2 separate regions of the Homo sapiens genome follow, and region 2 is linked to region 1. A link is an interaction called in ENCODE POLR2A ChIA-PET data of the cell type or tissue named here. Cell type or tissue: Panc1. All regions are shown on one strand. Links, peaks and the distances in the headings refer to the core of each region. The heading gives the core; the rest is flanking DNA.

Evidence for each region. ChIA-PET counts read pairs that join two places held together with the same protein. Peaks named below come from ENCODE experiments on the same cell type or tissue, not always from the same donor. Only the 100,000 strongest peaks of a DNase experiment are listed, where the experiment ranks them.
Region 2: POLR2A ChIA-PET joins it to region 1 with 12 read pairs; 3 of 35 experiments call an interaction of 5 or more read pairs at or near these places.

What each region holds. Positions count from the first base shown.
Region 1 is chr6:131,910,656-131,918,995 of GRCh38, forward strand. The region is part of intron 2 of CCN2-AS1 (CCN2 antisense RNA 1); the gene reads left to right. Among named protein-coding and RNA genes, the nearest start is that of CCN2-AS1, 13 kb to the left of the region's middle. In Panc1, for the core only: CTCF peaks have their summits at 4,696 (motif pointing right) and 4,911; DNase peaks (open chromatin) are centred at 3,881 and 4,716; H3K27me3 peaks cover 1,144 bases.
Region 2 is chr6:131,840,948-131,849,287 of GRCh38, forward strand. ENPP1 (ectonucleotide pyrophosphatase/phosphodiesterase 1) reads left to right here. Exons shown (of 25, transcript NM_006208.3): 2 at 6,829-6,901. Among named protein-coding and RNA genes, the nearest start is that of ENPP1, 37 kb to the left of the region's middle. In Panc1, for the core only: no CTCF peak of the experiment used is centred there; a DNase peak (open chromatin) is centred at 3,454.

The DNA of each region.
Region 1 (8,340 bases), core at 34-8,033:
CTGTGTACTACAGTATAAGAATTACGGCATAAAGAAAGCAGTAAAGAGATTCAGCAGGAGTATAATTAATATATTGGATTCCTGTCTTTTTTTTAAATTAATTATTTCTTTTTTTTTTTTTTTTTTGAGACTGAGTCTCGCTCTGTTGCCCAGGCTGGAGTGCAGTGGCACGTCGGGTCACTGCAAACCTCCCGCTCCTGGGTTCAAGCGATTCTCCTGCCTCAGTCTCCTGAGTAGCTGGGATTACAGGCATGAACCACCACGCCCGGACTTCCTGCCCTTTGAATTTACCAAGAAGAGGTAATTCGATCATGCATAGCACACAAATATATTAATTGTCAAAGCGCATCCTCTCTCTATTCTTGTGAGTTGGATTTTTTTTTAAAAAAGACTTTCATTTTGAAATAATTACAAATTCACAGGAAATTGCAGAGATGGATAGTACAGAGGTTCTGTGTATCCTTTACCTGGTTTCCCCAGTGATTACATCATCAAAACCAAGGAGTTGATTGACAATGATAAAAAGCATGTGCATAATTCTATGTCCTTTTACCATATGTTTAGATTTGATAAGCACCACTTCAATCAAGATATATAACTATTTCATTACCACAGGGATCTTCCAGGGCTACCGCTTTACAATACTACTAACCTCCTCCCTCTAGCATCGTTAAACCCTGGCAACTGTTCATCTATTAAAGGATGACATTGGCACTGGAGATGACATCTAATAAAGAGACACAGAGAAGTAAATCATGCAAATCTAATGCAGAGAATAAACTAAGCTTGTAACCTGTAATAGCTTGTAGCTTCAATGTTATATAAATGAAATCATTCAGTATGTGACCCTTTGAGATTGGCTTTATTCCCCCCAATTAGTGCACTTTCCTGTAATCAAGCCAAGTTGCTGTGTATCAATAGTTTATTGCTTTTTTACTGCCGAGTTATATTTCTAGTTTGGAGGTACACAGTTTGCTGAATCACTCACCTATTGTAGGACATTTTCAGTTATTTCCAGTTCTTATCTGTTACATATAACACTGCTATGAACAACTATATGCAGGTTCTTTTATGGACTTAAAGTTGCATTTCTCTGAGTTAAATGTCCAGGAGGATGATTGCTAGGTTGATTAGTAAGTGAATGTTTATTTCTTTTTGAGAAACTGCCAAACAGTTTTTCAGAGTGGCCATAACACTTAACATCACCACCCGCGATGTGTGAAACATCTAGTGTTTCCATATTCTTACAGGCATTATTTTTCATTATTGTCATTATTTTTCATTGATTTGATTTAATAGGCATGCAGTGATAGCTCATAGTGATCCTAATTTGCATTTCACAATTGGATTAGGTGTTGCATATGTTTTCATGTGCTTATTTGACATTTATGTATGCTTTCTGGTGAAATACTTCATCACGTCTTTTGCCATTTTCTAAGTGAATAGTTTAACTTTTTACTGTTGCAGATTGAGAGTGTTTATGAATTCTAGACATGACTCCTTTATCAGATATGTGGTTTGCAAATATTTCCTCTTAGTCTGCGGCTTGTATTTTCACATCTTTACTGGGTCTTCTGCAGGACAAACACTTTTAATTTGGATGAAGTTTAATTTATCATTTTTTTTTTCTTTTATGAAGCATGCTTTTGGTGTCATGTCTAAGAACTCTTCGTCAAACCCCAGGTCCTGAAAATGTTTGTCTATGATTTCTTCTAAAGTTTTATAGTTTACATTTTACTTTAAAATCTATGATTCAAAAATTTGAGTTAATTTTTATATAATGTGTGAGATTTAGGTCAAGGTTCACATTTTTACTTATGAATATACAATAGCTGCAGGACCGTATATTGAAAAGGCTATCTTTCCTCCATTGCAATGCTTTTTGACCTTTGTTAAGACTCAGTTCAGTGTATTTTCTTAGGTGTACTTCTGGGTTCTTTATCCTGTTCTATTGATTTATGTCACTGTCCCTCCATCAGTACCATGTAACCTGTTTACTGTGTCGGCAAAGTAAGTCTTGAAATTGGGTAGAGTGAGTCTTCCCACTTGATTCATCTTTTTCAAAATTGTTTTTAGCTATTCTAGTTCCTTTGCCTTTCCATATACATTTTATCTTATTTTATTTTTGAAACAAGTTCTCACTCTATCACCCAGGCTGGACTGCGGTGGCATGATCACTGTTCAGTGCAGCCTCAGCCTCCCAGGATCAGGAGATTCTCCTGTCTCAGTCTCCTGAGTGACTGGGACCACAGGTGTGGACCACCACACCCGGCTAATTTTTTTTTTTTTTTTTTAATTCTTAGAAACAGGGTCTTACTCCGGGCGCAGTTCCCTGTAATCCTAGCAATTTGGGAGGCCAAGGCGGGCGGATTTTCTGAACTCAGGAATTCAAGACCAGCCTGGGCAACATGGTGAAACCCCGTTTCTACTAAAATACAAAAAATTAGTAGAGCATGGCGGCATGCACCTGTAGTCCCAGCTACTCGGGAGGCTGAGGCAGGAGAATTGCTTGAACTCGGGAGGTGGGAGGTTGCAGCAAGCCGAGATGGCGCCACTGCACTCCAGCCTGGGAGACATTGAGACTCCGTCTCTAAACAAACAAACAAACAAACAAACAAACAAACAAACAAACAAACAGGGTCTTCCTACTTTGCCAAGGCTAGTCTTGAACTCCTGGGCTCAAGCACCCTCCCAGCTTGGTCTCCCAAAGTGTTGGGATTACAAGTAAGAGCCACTGTGCCCAGCACCATATAAATTTTAGAATAATCTTGTCTTTGTCCTTATCAACAAAATTTCTTGCTGGGATTGTGCTGGTAATTGCAATAAACTTATGTATCAATTTGGGGAGAACTGACATCTTAACAGTGTTGAGTTGTCTGATCCATGACCACAGTATGTCTCTCCATTCATTTAGATTTTTGATTTCTTTCATTGCTATTTCGTAGTTTTTGGCTTGTTTTTATTAGATTCACACTCAAGAATATTTTTAGCAATTGTAAATGCTACTGTATCTAAAATTTTACCTTCCACATTTCCATTGCTAGTATGTAGAAATACAATTAGTTTTTGTTCTAGGAGGGTGTTTTGGTGGATTCCTTGGGACTTTTGTAGATAGACAATCATGCTCTCTACAAAAAGGGACAGTTTTATTTTTCTCTTTCCAATATGCATACCTTTTATTTCCTTTCCTTGCTTTATTGCACTGGCTAGAACTTCTAATACCATGCTGAAAAGCGGTGGTAAGTGGACATTTTCGCCTTGTTCCTGATTCTAGCAAGAACGTATTGTCTTTCGTCGTGAAGAATGATGTTAGCTGTAGGGTATTTTTTTGGGAAGGGGGGGTTGATATTAGTATGCTCTGTTTTTAGAAACAAATGTAACATCTGAATTTGTCCACCACTCTAAGGCTCAAGAAACTCCACTTTATTTAATTTTTCTCAATCAAGTTAAATCAGAATGTTAGTTGTTATGTTTACGAAGTTTCCATTTTTGTATTAAATAGTAGTTATTTTATTTTAATTTTTAATAAAAAACAGAAATTTTTATTGGCTCACATTTCTGGAGGCTGAAAAGTCCAATATCATGGTGCCAGTGCTAATGAGGGCTTTTGTGCTATGTCATCCCATAGAGGAAGGTGAAGGGCAAGAGAGGGCAAGTGAGAGAGGAATGAACTAACCTTGTCCTTTTATAACAAACCAACTCCCTAGATAATGGCCTTGATCCACTCTTGAAGGTGGAGCCCTCCTGGCCTAACTACCTCTTTAATGGTCTCACCTCTTAACACTGTTGCATTAGGGATTAAGTTTCCAATACATGCCTTTTGGGATACACATTTAAACCATAGCACATGTGACGTTGAGCAGGTGACTCACAAAAGAGTCATGCTAAGTAGTAGTTATTAAAACACACACACACCTAGAAAAAATAATAAATAATACAAAGAAAAATTTTCACTCCTGGTAAAAATTTTTAATACCCATATTAGCATATTCATAAATAACTGTAAATTTCACCTTGTTGTTATCATATGAAAAGTGGTGATCACATTAATAATTAGCCCATCAATAACTTTAAAATATCTTTTGTGCCTTCTTTTGAGTGTTTTTTCTTTCTTCTCATAATGAAGTCCTCTTTCCTTGTGAAGTAAGAAAAGTAAGTCAGCAACTATATTTAGCTCTTGTAATTATGTTTTTGTATAATAGACAATGCAAAGTCTTTTAAATATTAGAGCTCAGTGAAGTATCATCCTTGGATATTTTTAGTTTAGGAAATGTTAGGGATATTTGATGTAAGTAAGGAGTGCCCATGAACTAGATATGCAGATGCCATGGGAATTTTGGGGGAATCAAGATGTTGGCTTGGGTGTTGGAGTATCCATTGGGATCTTTGAACACTGAGAGGAGCATCATATGGGGAGAAATGCCTTCCCTTGTACCTCAGGGGTCACTGAAGTCTGGGCCAATCAATGGGACCTTCACCAGTCACGTGAAAGCTCTCAGAATGACTGGCGATGGCTGCAGCTGCCACTGGGGACATTTCTCTGAACTGCCTAGACTGTCATTTTTTAACAGCTTCTGTCTTAACAACTGTAGTGACACCGGAGGACCAAGAACTGGATGTTACAGCTGCTTAGGGTTAAATTTGTTCTTGAGATACAATTTGTCCTTGAGTGCTACATCTCTTTGCCCAGCAGGTGGCAGTAAGCGATTACGAGACATATGGTAACAAGCATCAGCGTAAGAGACTTTGGAGTATACTCAGGGCTACTTGGAAGGATTAACTCTTCAACATTCTGCGAATCTGAATTTAGCTTTCAATTTAGATATCAACTGTAATACTGTTTTATTGGGTGCCTCTAAAATGGTGAAGCGGTGCATACTGTTTGAGCGTAAACAGATTTTACAGCAGAGCTGCTTCAGTTGAATAGGGGCATAAGACCTGGAGGCTACCTACTCAGTGCCATCTTCCCCAAATACAGCAGACCATTGAGTCTTTGAAGACCCTGCTTTGGCTCAGCTTCTCAGTGGATCAACAGACCTGTAATTCTTACTAGTCACCTCGAATTCAGCATATTCAAACCAAGCAGTGGTGTGCAGGGGCCAGCCTTCACCTACTTAGAAGAGTCCATTGATAAATTGTCAGAGGTTTTGCAAGCTGGTTAACTTCACATTGGTAGTTTGAAAGTATCCACAATGGAAGCATTTACAATAGAAGTCGTGTAATTCTACTAACAAAGATCTCCCCTCACCTCCAGCTGTTTATTCAATATTTATTAATATTACACTGATCTAAGCACACTTGCTTTCTCCCTGAACAACATCTCTTTTCCTGCCTATATATCCCATCTGATACGGTTTGGATTTGTGTCCCTGCCCAAATCTCATGTCGATTTGGAGGAGGGGCCTGTTGGGAGGTACTTGGAGCATGGGGTGGATTTCCCCCTTGCTGTTCTCATCATACTGAGTGAGTTCTCATGAGATCTGATGATTTAAAAGTGTGTGGCACTTCCCCCTTAGCTCTCTCTCTCATGCCACCATGTGAAGAGGTGCTTGCTTCCCCTTCACCTTCCGCCATGACTGTAAGTGATTAGGTTTGACTGTGTCCTCACCCAAATCTCATCTTGAATTGTAGCTCCCATAATTCCCACAAGTTGTGGGAGGGACCCAGTGGGAGATAGCTGAATCATGGGGCGGTTTCCTCCTTACTGTTCTTGAGGTAGTGAATAAGCCTCATGAGATCTGATGATTTTATAAGGGGTTTCCACTTTTGATTGGCTCTCATTCTCTCTTGTCTACCACCATGTAAGATGTGTTTTTTGCCTTCTGCCATGATTGTGAGGCCTCCCCAGCCACATGGAACTCTAAGCCAATTAAACCTCCTTTCTTTATAAATTGCCCAATCTTGGGTATGTCTTTATTAGCAGTGTGAAAACAGACTAATACAGTAAGTTTCCTGAGGCCTCTCAGTCATGTTTCCTGTTAAGTCTGTGGAACTGTGAGTCAATTAAACCTCTTTTCTTCATAAATTACCCAGTCTCAGGTAGTTATTTATAGCAATGTGAAAAGAGACTAATACACCATCAATCCCCAAACCTCTCATTATCTCACTTCACAAAGCTCAGTCCAAACTGTTCTTCCTCTGCAGTGACACTGAACTTGGCCACTCTCCCACCATCACCTCTTCTTCCCTTGCCTCTGGTTTCCTAAAGCACTTTGTTTCTGTCACAGGGTAAAATACTCTTATTTTATAACATGTGTTTCACAAGAACCTGGTGGCTAGACATTAGCCTCTGTGTTCCTAGAGGGGACTTTGAGGCCCGTGTCTGAGACTTCATGGTAACCTCAGTGGCTATGGTAGATTTTGGCACATGGTAGATAGATGCTCATTAAATGGTTGTGGTTTCTGTTTTTACCACAGAATAACTTTCCAATTCTTTTTTGTTCCATGATCTGACCCCAACCAGCCTATTAACATTACCTTTTAATTATTCATCTTCATGGTATTTGCTAGATTTTTCTCAAGCTGTCGCCCTTGGTTTGCCCCATATCCACCTCACATCTTCTCTCTCCATCTTTGTGTGTACTCTTCCCTCCTCATGGGCGGCCTTTCACGTTTCCTTTAGGGTCTTGCTCAAATGCCATTTTCTCTGTGAAGCTGTTTTCTCCTTTTCCTTCTGATTCTGCCACTCTAAGTAATCAGATCTCTACAGTCTTGCATCTGTCCACCAACTTCTAAAATTCTGTGAAAAGGGGAAACTAAACTCATCTACTGTGGTTAACCAGACCACAAAGAGGAATGCTGGCGTTCATGAAGAATATTCTGAGAGCCTTGTCAAAGTCACTCTGTTGTCCAGGCCAAACAGAGGAGTGTGGATGATAGAGATTTCGGATGTGGCTTGTGAAAGGGAGGAGGGCAAGGCTGGCAGAGGTGGAGTTCTGTCTATTTAAAGTAGTTGTCTGTTTAGCAGTGCACCCTGGAGGAGACAGGGCTGTCTGTGCTCTGGGCCATATCAAAGGTGCCCTCAACACCCCACAGTTCAGGTCTGTTAGCTTTCCTCATAAAACCATGTTTGGAGAGATGGCTTTTCAGAAGGAATTTTGGCTTGAAACTGGAAGAAAGCATGCCTGAAAATTTAATTGGGAAGTAAGGGTATATCAAGGGGGGAAAGGCAGCAGCTTTGAAGTGGAAAATATCTTGCAAAGAGTAAAAATAGTGGCTTTTAAGTGGCATATGAGGAGGTTCGGTGGCCAGCCCTTTCATTAGCTGACTTCCTGTGCCCCACTGGGACTGTCCTCTGAGGGCTGATTGCTGCCTTTGATGCCTCTAACCAGCTGGTGTCACTACTCAGGCCGAGGATTTCAGGAAGACAGGTAGCTTAGCAAAGAGGAAGAGAAGGTTTGTTTCATGAAAGCTGATCTACCAAACACCATCTGGCAAGGGATTAATAACCAGAATATATAAGGAGCTCAAACAACTCTATAGGAAAAAATCTAATAATTTGATTAAAATACAGGGCAAAGGATCTAAATAGACATTTCTCAAAAGAAGACATACAGATATGGGGGCAAGTGGGGGAATGCAATATAGCTGGCTAGACATAGCCCAATAGACACAGCCAGGTGGAACAGCTCCCACAGAGGGACCCAGATAACTGGCATGCTTCTAACAGATCCTCAGAGGCAAGGCACTGAGAGTGGATGGAGGGAAGACACAGAAGCTGGGCTGGAGGGGAAGAAACCTGGGAACACTGCCTGGGGATACTGCTCACTGGGACTGATTTTTGGACCACAACAGCTCCAGGAGAATGGGTGACTTGAACTGGCAAGGAGCAACCTGCTCTCTCCACGGGCCTCTGGAACCCCGGCAAGAGAAGATCCCTTGATCACCATGGACACTCAAGTTGGCAAGAAGAGCTCCTTAGAGAAGTCGTGGGAGGGCAAGCAAGCTGATGTGGAGCCAGGACGATTTGATGTGGGAGCACCTGCAGTGGAGCACAGCCAGGGAGAGCCATCTCCCCAGGCCTGACTTGCTCCCATAGGAGACTTTAGCCCTAGGGGAACTGTCCATCCTGATCTCTGCAGGGTGGTCTTGTCCATCAGACAGGGCTGATTCGACCTGAGCACCCCTTGGTCTGCTGGCCTTTCTGGGGTCCCAGCCTGGCCAGACCTGCTTGCAGGGCAGTCTTGGGTGCCCTGGAGGCCACGCCATAGCTTCTGTGCTGGCAGATAGTATCTGACTGGTGGAGAGCTCCAGCAAGGCTGCCCCTAGGCCACACACCAGCCCATCCACCCCCTCCCCACACTGCAGCTTCCCTAGGCCCAGGAAACTCCTCACGTGTCT
Region 2 (8,340 bases), core at 303-8,302, 69 kb before region 1:
CAGTGCTGGATGTCCCTTTTCCTGATTTTCATGTGACTAGTTATGTAAAGGGCTTCACATCAAGTTTCACTGCAGTTTCAGAGGATCTTCTTCAGATAAATCTAGCGTAACTAAAATGATACTGAGTGCATAAGAGACCAAGCATGCATGAACAACTGCTTGAGTGGACTTAGGAACTTTTTTTAGAAGAGATTCTAACTTCTGCTTTGAGCTTTTGTAATGCTCCAAAGTTCTTCAGGAATGTGTTGTCTTTGAATCTCCCTTTGAATATCTTGTAGAAGTTTCTTGGCACTGGATTTACTCAATAGGATCGAATCCCCATCCTCCAGCAAACGAAATCCCGTGAAGACTCCCAGCACCAGGCTGGTCTGAATCCTCACAGTTCTTTTTCAGAAAGCATGCAACTTTGGTCAAAGATCAGAGGACTGATAGGCAATGTAGTCAGCTGATTCATTTCAAATGGCACTTTCATACCGTCTGACACATTGGAATACCACATCCAGCAATCTACCATTTCCTAAACAAAATTTTGTGTGTATATTTGTTGTAGGTATCTTTTATGTAATGCAGACACAATGTCACTTAACAAACTGACTCTGTCAGCTTAGATGAGGAAAATTAGGGGATTTATGGTTTCTCCCCATTTATGTTTAATTAAATCACAGCTTGCTGATGTTCAGCTTAACGATTATTTGTTGAATGTTTACTTTGTGCAAGGCACCATGCTAGATGTGGAAAACACAGGGTTGAATAAATAAATCCATGCCTCTCGGGAACTCACAGTCTAGTCAGAGACAGACAAATCTTATGGAGCATGGTAAGAGCTGCAGTAACTAGGGGTGAGGGAAGACCTAGAGAAACATGGTGCTAGCATCTCCTCGGTGAGGAGGGTCTAGCAAGTCCAAGACCTCATTTCCCACCGGACTCATAACATAGCCTTCCACAATGATCCCAAGGGATCGTTCTGGGATTATTAAATCCAGTCCTGTCACTTTCATATTTCAGCGCCTGAACACACTCCACTGACCGCCCGCAGGCTGCCTCAGGACCCATTTGTTCCCTCCCTTTTCCCTCCAGCCCCTTCCCTTCCCACTCCTACCTGCCTCCTTTACACTCTGCCTGCCTAGGTTCAAATCTTGCTGTGGATGCTTATCAACCCCCGGTCCTTGGCAAGTTACTAACCTCTGTAGCTCACCTTCCTTAAACTGTGTTAATCGTAATCTGTCTTGTGATGTTATAGTTTGGATTAAATGATTTAATATAAAACTCTTAGAAAAGTGCCCGGCACGTAGGAATTACTAGAGAAGTGACAGCCATGATTGTTGTTGTTATTTTCTCCTTCCCAGGCTGGTGTTGTCTTTCCTACCTCTGTGGCTTTGCATGAAGCACCATGGCGTATATATGGTCACCACTATGTCATTTCTTAGGTTGCTTCTAACTATGTCATATCTTTATCATCAGCCTATGGCATCATTCCAGAGTTGTTGTTGCCTTTATTAGATTTATAAACTCTGACATTAGGACTTCACTGCAAATTATTTTTTTTTTTTGTATTTCCCCACAGAATCTAAATACATTGCATCTTGCAGATACTCAAACCTTTGTTTACTGACAGAGGGAGAGGTCCCTTTTTCTCCAAATCTCTCTTTGTAAAGCCTTTTGAAACCCTTTTCTTCTTTTCTGCTCTCCACTGTGTTGTTAGTATGTTAGCATTTTTTACATGTTTCTACTGAAGTCCATTGCAATCATTCGTTCTAATGCTTCCCCCGGCCAACTTCCTTTGTTTCTCTGTAAGGGTAGGAGTTGTTTTATTTGTATCTCTGGTCTTTAGTACAGGGACTGCACATTGTGGACACTCGTATTTCAATGAATGCCTGATACAGAAAGAATAATACACATGATATTAATGCCATTGTATTTGAGGGAATTGGTGAGGGAAAAAAATTTTTTTTTTAGTATTTCTTTTGACTCACTAAATGTCTAAGAACTAATGATTTAGTTAACTAAAGAAGCAGGAAACTCCAAATATTCCAAAAACTTTGCTTTTACTTTCTGTCTCCCAGTTTCTTGTTTTCTAAGATAAGATGTATTTCTATGGTTTCTTAGAAAATATTAAAATTTGAAAAATACCTAAATTGTTATGGAGATTAAAATGGATGGTAGATTATGATATTGATGAGTTAAACTGCTTTGACAGGAAAATTCAAACTAAATTAGGTTTCACAGCTCTGAAAATTATTGAAGGGGAATTTCCTACTAAAAATCATTCTGATTAGGTGTTTTGTAACAAAGTAGTAGATATTCTAAATTTCATCTTTTATGGATGTGACTGTCAATGAGAAATGATCATTTCTATTGTCATACTTTTGTTTCAGTTCTATGCTATGCCTCATCTTATAAAAGGTAAATCAAGAACTTCTTTTTAATAATGAAGAGGTGATTTTTAAAAGTCAGCATGTGTCTTCAGCTACTTAACAAGAGGATAAAGAGCTATATATAAACCATGTGTATTTTAAACCAATGGTTACCATTTAAATGCTTGCTTACCACCTAGTCTTTCCATAGTAGTTTTCCTGTCCATCTAGTTCTTCTACTCATATACTCATATCCAATTTGTCCTGCCCCTTTCAGCCATTCCACCCATGCCTTAATTCTCTTATCCCCTTTTGTATTCTGTTTTCCCCACCTTTCCCTCTCCCAGGGCATGTCGTCTTTTTTTTTTTTTTCCCCCATTTTCCCACTTCCACTCTTAGAATTTCAGGCCATTCAAGTTTGTTATATTCCATGATTTCAGATTAAGCTGGGCTCCCAGAGCTGGAGGGTCTTTTTACTCTTCCCTCGTTGACAGTCTTTGTTGTCGCCACTGGTTTGTTGCCATCTTTCACATGGGATGCCCTAAGCCCTCTCTATTCCTTCCACACTCCCACCCAGATGCTTCTTACTTGGCCAAGAAGATTGAAGAGGTTCCTCATCAGCTGTTTCTAGCTTCCTGTTGCTATACCTTAGTTTGTTTTGTGTGTGTATGTGGTGTTTTTGTGTGTGTGTGTATATCTTCCTCTCAGCCTTCTGACATGCCTATCTCTGAGCCTAACCCTCTGAGAGTATTTTATTGTATAAGTAAAATATGACTTGTTCAACCAGCTTCCTTAAAATGAGCTTAGGTTGTTCCTAGTTTTTTTGTTCATTTGTTTTATGAATACAGTTTTGAAATAAACACCTTGGACAACTATTTTGGCCACTTGTGAGAGTACAGTTAGTACTAGCTTTGCATGATTCTCTGACATGCACAAATTTCAGTTACCACAGTTTAATTAAATAAAACCAGCTCCCAACAACATAGTTCAAATTTCATTTACCAAGATATATTAACTGTGAGTAATTGCGTAAAGTACAAACTTTGCTGCTAGCTCATCAGTCCACAAATCACTGTGCAAATAGCAAGTGCAAGTTATGGTCAGTGACCAATTGCATCATTTCTTTCAAAATCTGCCAGTGATTAGCCCATAGGCATCTTTTAGTCAGTTCATGCACAGACAGCAAAAGCATGTAGTTGTGTTGTTGCTTTGCCTCTCAGAGGTAAACCTATATGACGTTTTCAAAAAGTGGATAATTGAAAAAGTGAATGAACTGATGAAGAATGAAAGTAAAGAAAAGAAAGGAGGTAATAATGCTGGAAGTGAAATTGAAGTCAAAGTAAATGGAGTTATGGAAGAAACAGCTAACCGTGGGAATGCTAACACTGCCATGGTGCAATAGACTCCAGATATGAAGCCAGAGGAGTCTAGTGAAGCTGAATTTTTTGACATAAATGAGGAGAGTGGTTGTGAGAAAAAGAATGAAGATATCCCAGAGGGAGTGACACTGCCACAAAACTTCCTCTTGGAGACATTTCATAATGTTGAAGGTGCAAAGCTTATGTGAAAACATTGGAAACTGATCTAAACTTAGAAAGGAATATGGAATATGACAATTCTCCAAGGCACAGAAAATATTCTCACTCTGTATTGTGAGTTATGTGATAGATGAGAAGAAGGTAAGTACTGTTTGGACTATTCTAGATAAGTTTACAGATAAATACAATTTCAATTCTTCATGGTTTTTTTTTTTTTTTTTTTTTTTTTTTTTCCTTGAGACAGAGTTTCACTGTGTCGCCCAGGCTGGAGTGCAGTGGTGCGATCTTGGCTCACTGCAACCTCTGCCTCAGCCTCCCAAGTAGCTGGGATTACAGGAGCCTACCACTGCACCTGGCTAATTTTTGTATTTTTGGTAGAGACGGGGTTTCACCATCTTGGCCAGGCTGGTCTTTAACTCCTGACCTCGTGATCCACCTGCCTTGGCCTCCCAGCGTGCTGGGATTATAGGCATGAGCCACCGTGCCTGGCCAATTCTTCATGTTTTTAATGTTTTAAATTATAATACACTAAATATAGATGTTTTACTATGTTTTATTTTCTTATACATTTATAATTGACAGTAAAACAGTTTTTGTTGTTGTTTTGGCTTGTTTTTTTTTTTTTTTTTAATTTTTTTTGAGCATCTTGCTCTGTCGCCCAGGCTGGAGTGCAGTGGTGCGATCTGTGCTCACTGCAACCTCCGCCTCCCGGGTTCAAGCGATTCTCCTGTCTAAGCGCCCCCGAGCAGCAGGGATTATAGGCGTGCATCACCATGCTGGGCTAATTTTTTGTATTTTTAGTAGAGATGGGGTTTCACCATGTTGACCAGGCTGGTCTCAAACTCCTGGCCTGAAGTGATCCCCCCACCTCAGCCTCTCAAAGTGCCTGGCCGTTTGTGATGTTTTTGATAGATATTTTTAGAGATTATCTTTCCATATAGTTGTGTCAGTTTACACCACCATCAGAAGTTTAGGAGAATCCATTACTATTCTCTTCTGATACCTTGTTCTGCTTATTTGCCCTTGTTGACTTGCTCAAGCTCTTCCTCTGATACCTCCTTATTTTAAGGAATATACACACACACACAAAGAAAAACACATGTTTTTGCATCCTTAAAGAAGGCTAACCTTTTGCTTTCTTTGCAAAAACTCTTCCTTTCTTTTATCCATTTTATTTTGAAGTAAGTAAGACCTGCTGCCTCACTTTCCTTACCATTCACTTCCTCTTAAGTCTTTGCAGTCACTTGACAGTAGGCACCTCGAGAGCAGAGGTCATGTCTGTTTTATTACTGAATGTCCAGTACATAGTCCGTACTCAATACTCTTCATCTGAAGGAATGAATTCTTATAAAAGCCTCCACCAACCATCTACTTGGTCCTATTCACCCATTCCTCCTGTCTCTATTATCTCTTCACCTTAGCTTTCCGGAAATACTACACCATCTTTCCATACCTCCACCCATTGTCCATTCCCGTTTGCATTTTCTTGGTTTCAGCTAAGATAGGCTGTTCATTATTTATCTGCCACCTTCCATGTGCCTGCCTTCGTGGAACCCTTCTTTATGCTGCCCTTTCTCCTAGAAGTTTGCTGTGTTCTGTCCTCTCTTTCCTTCCTCCAGTTCCACCTGGCAACATCACGCCATCATTTCCCCCCCATTCAGAGCCATGCCAAAAGCTTGCTCTAGGAAACTCTTTCTGATCTCCCTCTCCCTAACCACCCCAACCTTTCTCCTTCTTTAAACAACTGTAGAACTTTGCAGGCGGTTTGTAGGGCCTACCAAATATGGGCCACTGATGTGCTGTTTTTAACTTCTCCTACCCAAGTAGAAACCCCTTGAGCTATCTCTTATTTTTTCCTTCAGTGTATAACAGTCTTTGCGCATCATTGGTACTCAATTAATATTTTATTGAGGTGCCCTGTAATCTGACATTCCAGGGAGCTTTCAAGGAAACTTTGTCACACTAAAAAAAATTGAGGATTGTTTTGTGGGTTATTCCGCTCCTTTGTCTTCTAACTCACAGAAGTTCTGTCATGGTTCTTAGGGGTTGTAGGGTGTGTCCACTTATTTTAAAATGTCAAAGACCAGAAGAGTGGAGAATGGGAAAGTGGCAAAGTGTTAGCACTGGAAAGATGTTTAGAGATCACGTAGTCCAACCCTTAAATTTTATAGATGAATAAACTGGTATCTAGAAAGCTTAAGTGACCTGCCTGAAATCACACAACTAGTTTGTGGTAACACTTGGTCCAGGAGGTTGTCAGCTGACCCTCTTCAGGGCTCGTTCCCACAAGGTACCACAGTACATGTGAGGATGTTAGGTTTGGGTTTGTGTAGAACTGTTAAAAGAGGCATATAATATTCCACATATTGCCTTTAATGGATTGATACATAGGAAATCCAGACTCTGTAAATAGTTTTCTCTCTCTTTCCCTTAATAATTATAATTTTTATGACTAATTCATTTATACTAACTAGGAGAGTTTCTAATTACATTAACATTGGATGGTATAGAATGGTTGGTTGACATTTGAGTAAACTTTTTATTAAAGTATAAAATACAGAAATGTATACAAATCACAAGTGTATAGTTGGAATTTTCAAAAAGTGAACACATCTACGTGACTAGCCCCAGACTGGAAAAAAGAACAGCACCAAAAAGTTTAGAAACATTTAAAGCAATAAAACATTTGGAGAAATAAAAGGATTTTAAAACTATATAAGGCCAGGCCTAGTGGCTCTTGCCTATAATCCCCCCACTTTGGGAGGCTGAGGCAGGAGGATCCCTTGATGCCAGGATTTCGAGGTTACAGTGAACTATGATCATGCCACTGTACCCTAGCCTGGGTAACAGAGTAAGACACTATCTCTAAAAATAAAAAATAAGATAAAATATTTTTTAAAAAAGAAACCATGTAATTTTCTCTTTTCTCCCTACAGGTATTGTCAGTATGTGTGTTAACAACAATACTTGGTTGTATATTTGGGTTGAAACCAAGCTGTGCCAAAGAAGGTAATTAGGTGTGTGTGTGTGTGTGTGTGTGTGTGTGTGTGTGTGTATGTGTGTGCACAGCCTTATTAAGAATGTGATTGAGGTAAACATTATCTCCTATTCCTATGGGTACTCCATAGATATTGTCAATTCAACGCTGGCTTGAGCCTTTTTCCTGAAGTTCTTGTATTATATTAGTCATATAAAGTTCTACTTACAAAACATGGCCGGGGGTTCTGATGCTGTTGTCCTGGAGCCCATGCTCCCTGACTTCCTCCAGGGACTCAGAGGACATTCTTTACTGCTCTTTTACCCTAAGGAGTTAGTTGCTGAAGCAACCCTGTAGGTTACTAGGTGACAGTTACCATCCCTGGGCAACCAGAAACCTGTCAGTATGTGCTCTTAAGGTTCTAAAATTGCAGACATTGGTTGTTTCAAAGCCACAATGATATTTTTTTAAACTTCTAGATATATTTTTCTTTCCATCAATTGCAGAAATCTATCCAGCATTGACAAGATTATAATAAATAATTAAACTGGATCACAGTAAATCGTAGTGGTTATTATCTTGTCTTTGAGGTAGTTCCCCCCCCATCCTCTCGCAATAAAATCATTGATGGTCATTCTAGAGAATTCAGCTTTGAAAATTGAACAGGTTCTTCTGTTTGGCTATTCTGTGATTGTAATATTAATTATTTAAAAAATTTTTAGTGATTATTAAGCTATCATGTACTGTTGAAAAGTAGTAATTTTATGTATCAGTAAACTATTCAGAACACATGTATCTAAGTTTAACTGAAGTAAACAGTTACAGACTTTAGTGTTTACCTATGTCATCTTTTAGCATGAAGTGATTCACTCCTGAGTTGACACATACAAATTAAAAATGAAAAATAACAATTTTAATCCAAGCCCAACATAGTATGCATCATATTTTTAAAAATTATTAGGTGCATATTAATGAGCTCCAAGTAATAGCTATTATTCCAATAGACTTCCCTGACCCCCACTCCAGGTCAGGAAAGTTCGTATTTCTGACACTAGAAATTATTATTGTTACTTCATCTTCTTAAAATTGCCTGATTTCCCAGTGTCAAATGAGAGGTAAATTCCATGGCAGTGTCTTTTTGGGTCAGAACACCATTAAAGTCAAGAACTAAGATTATTTCTTTTTTGTTGTTGTTGGATGTCCCTTATTTTCCATGTGTTCCTTTTTTTCTTTTTTTCTCATTGTCCTAATTTTCTAGCTCTCCAGTGAAACCTGGCTTATTCAAGGTATCTAGTAATGAACTTCAACAGTAAAAAACTGTCATGAAAAGTACTTTCCTCCCATGTCTACCATTTATTCATTTAGCAAAAATGTGCTAATCTCAACTATATGGCATGCACCTGGCTGGGTTTTAGGGAGACAGTATGCTGGGCAAAGCCAGATGTGGTCTTGGTTTGCCGTCTAACTGGGA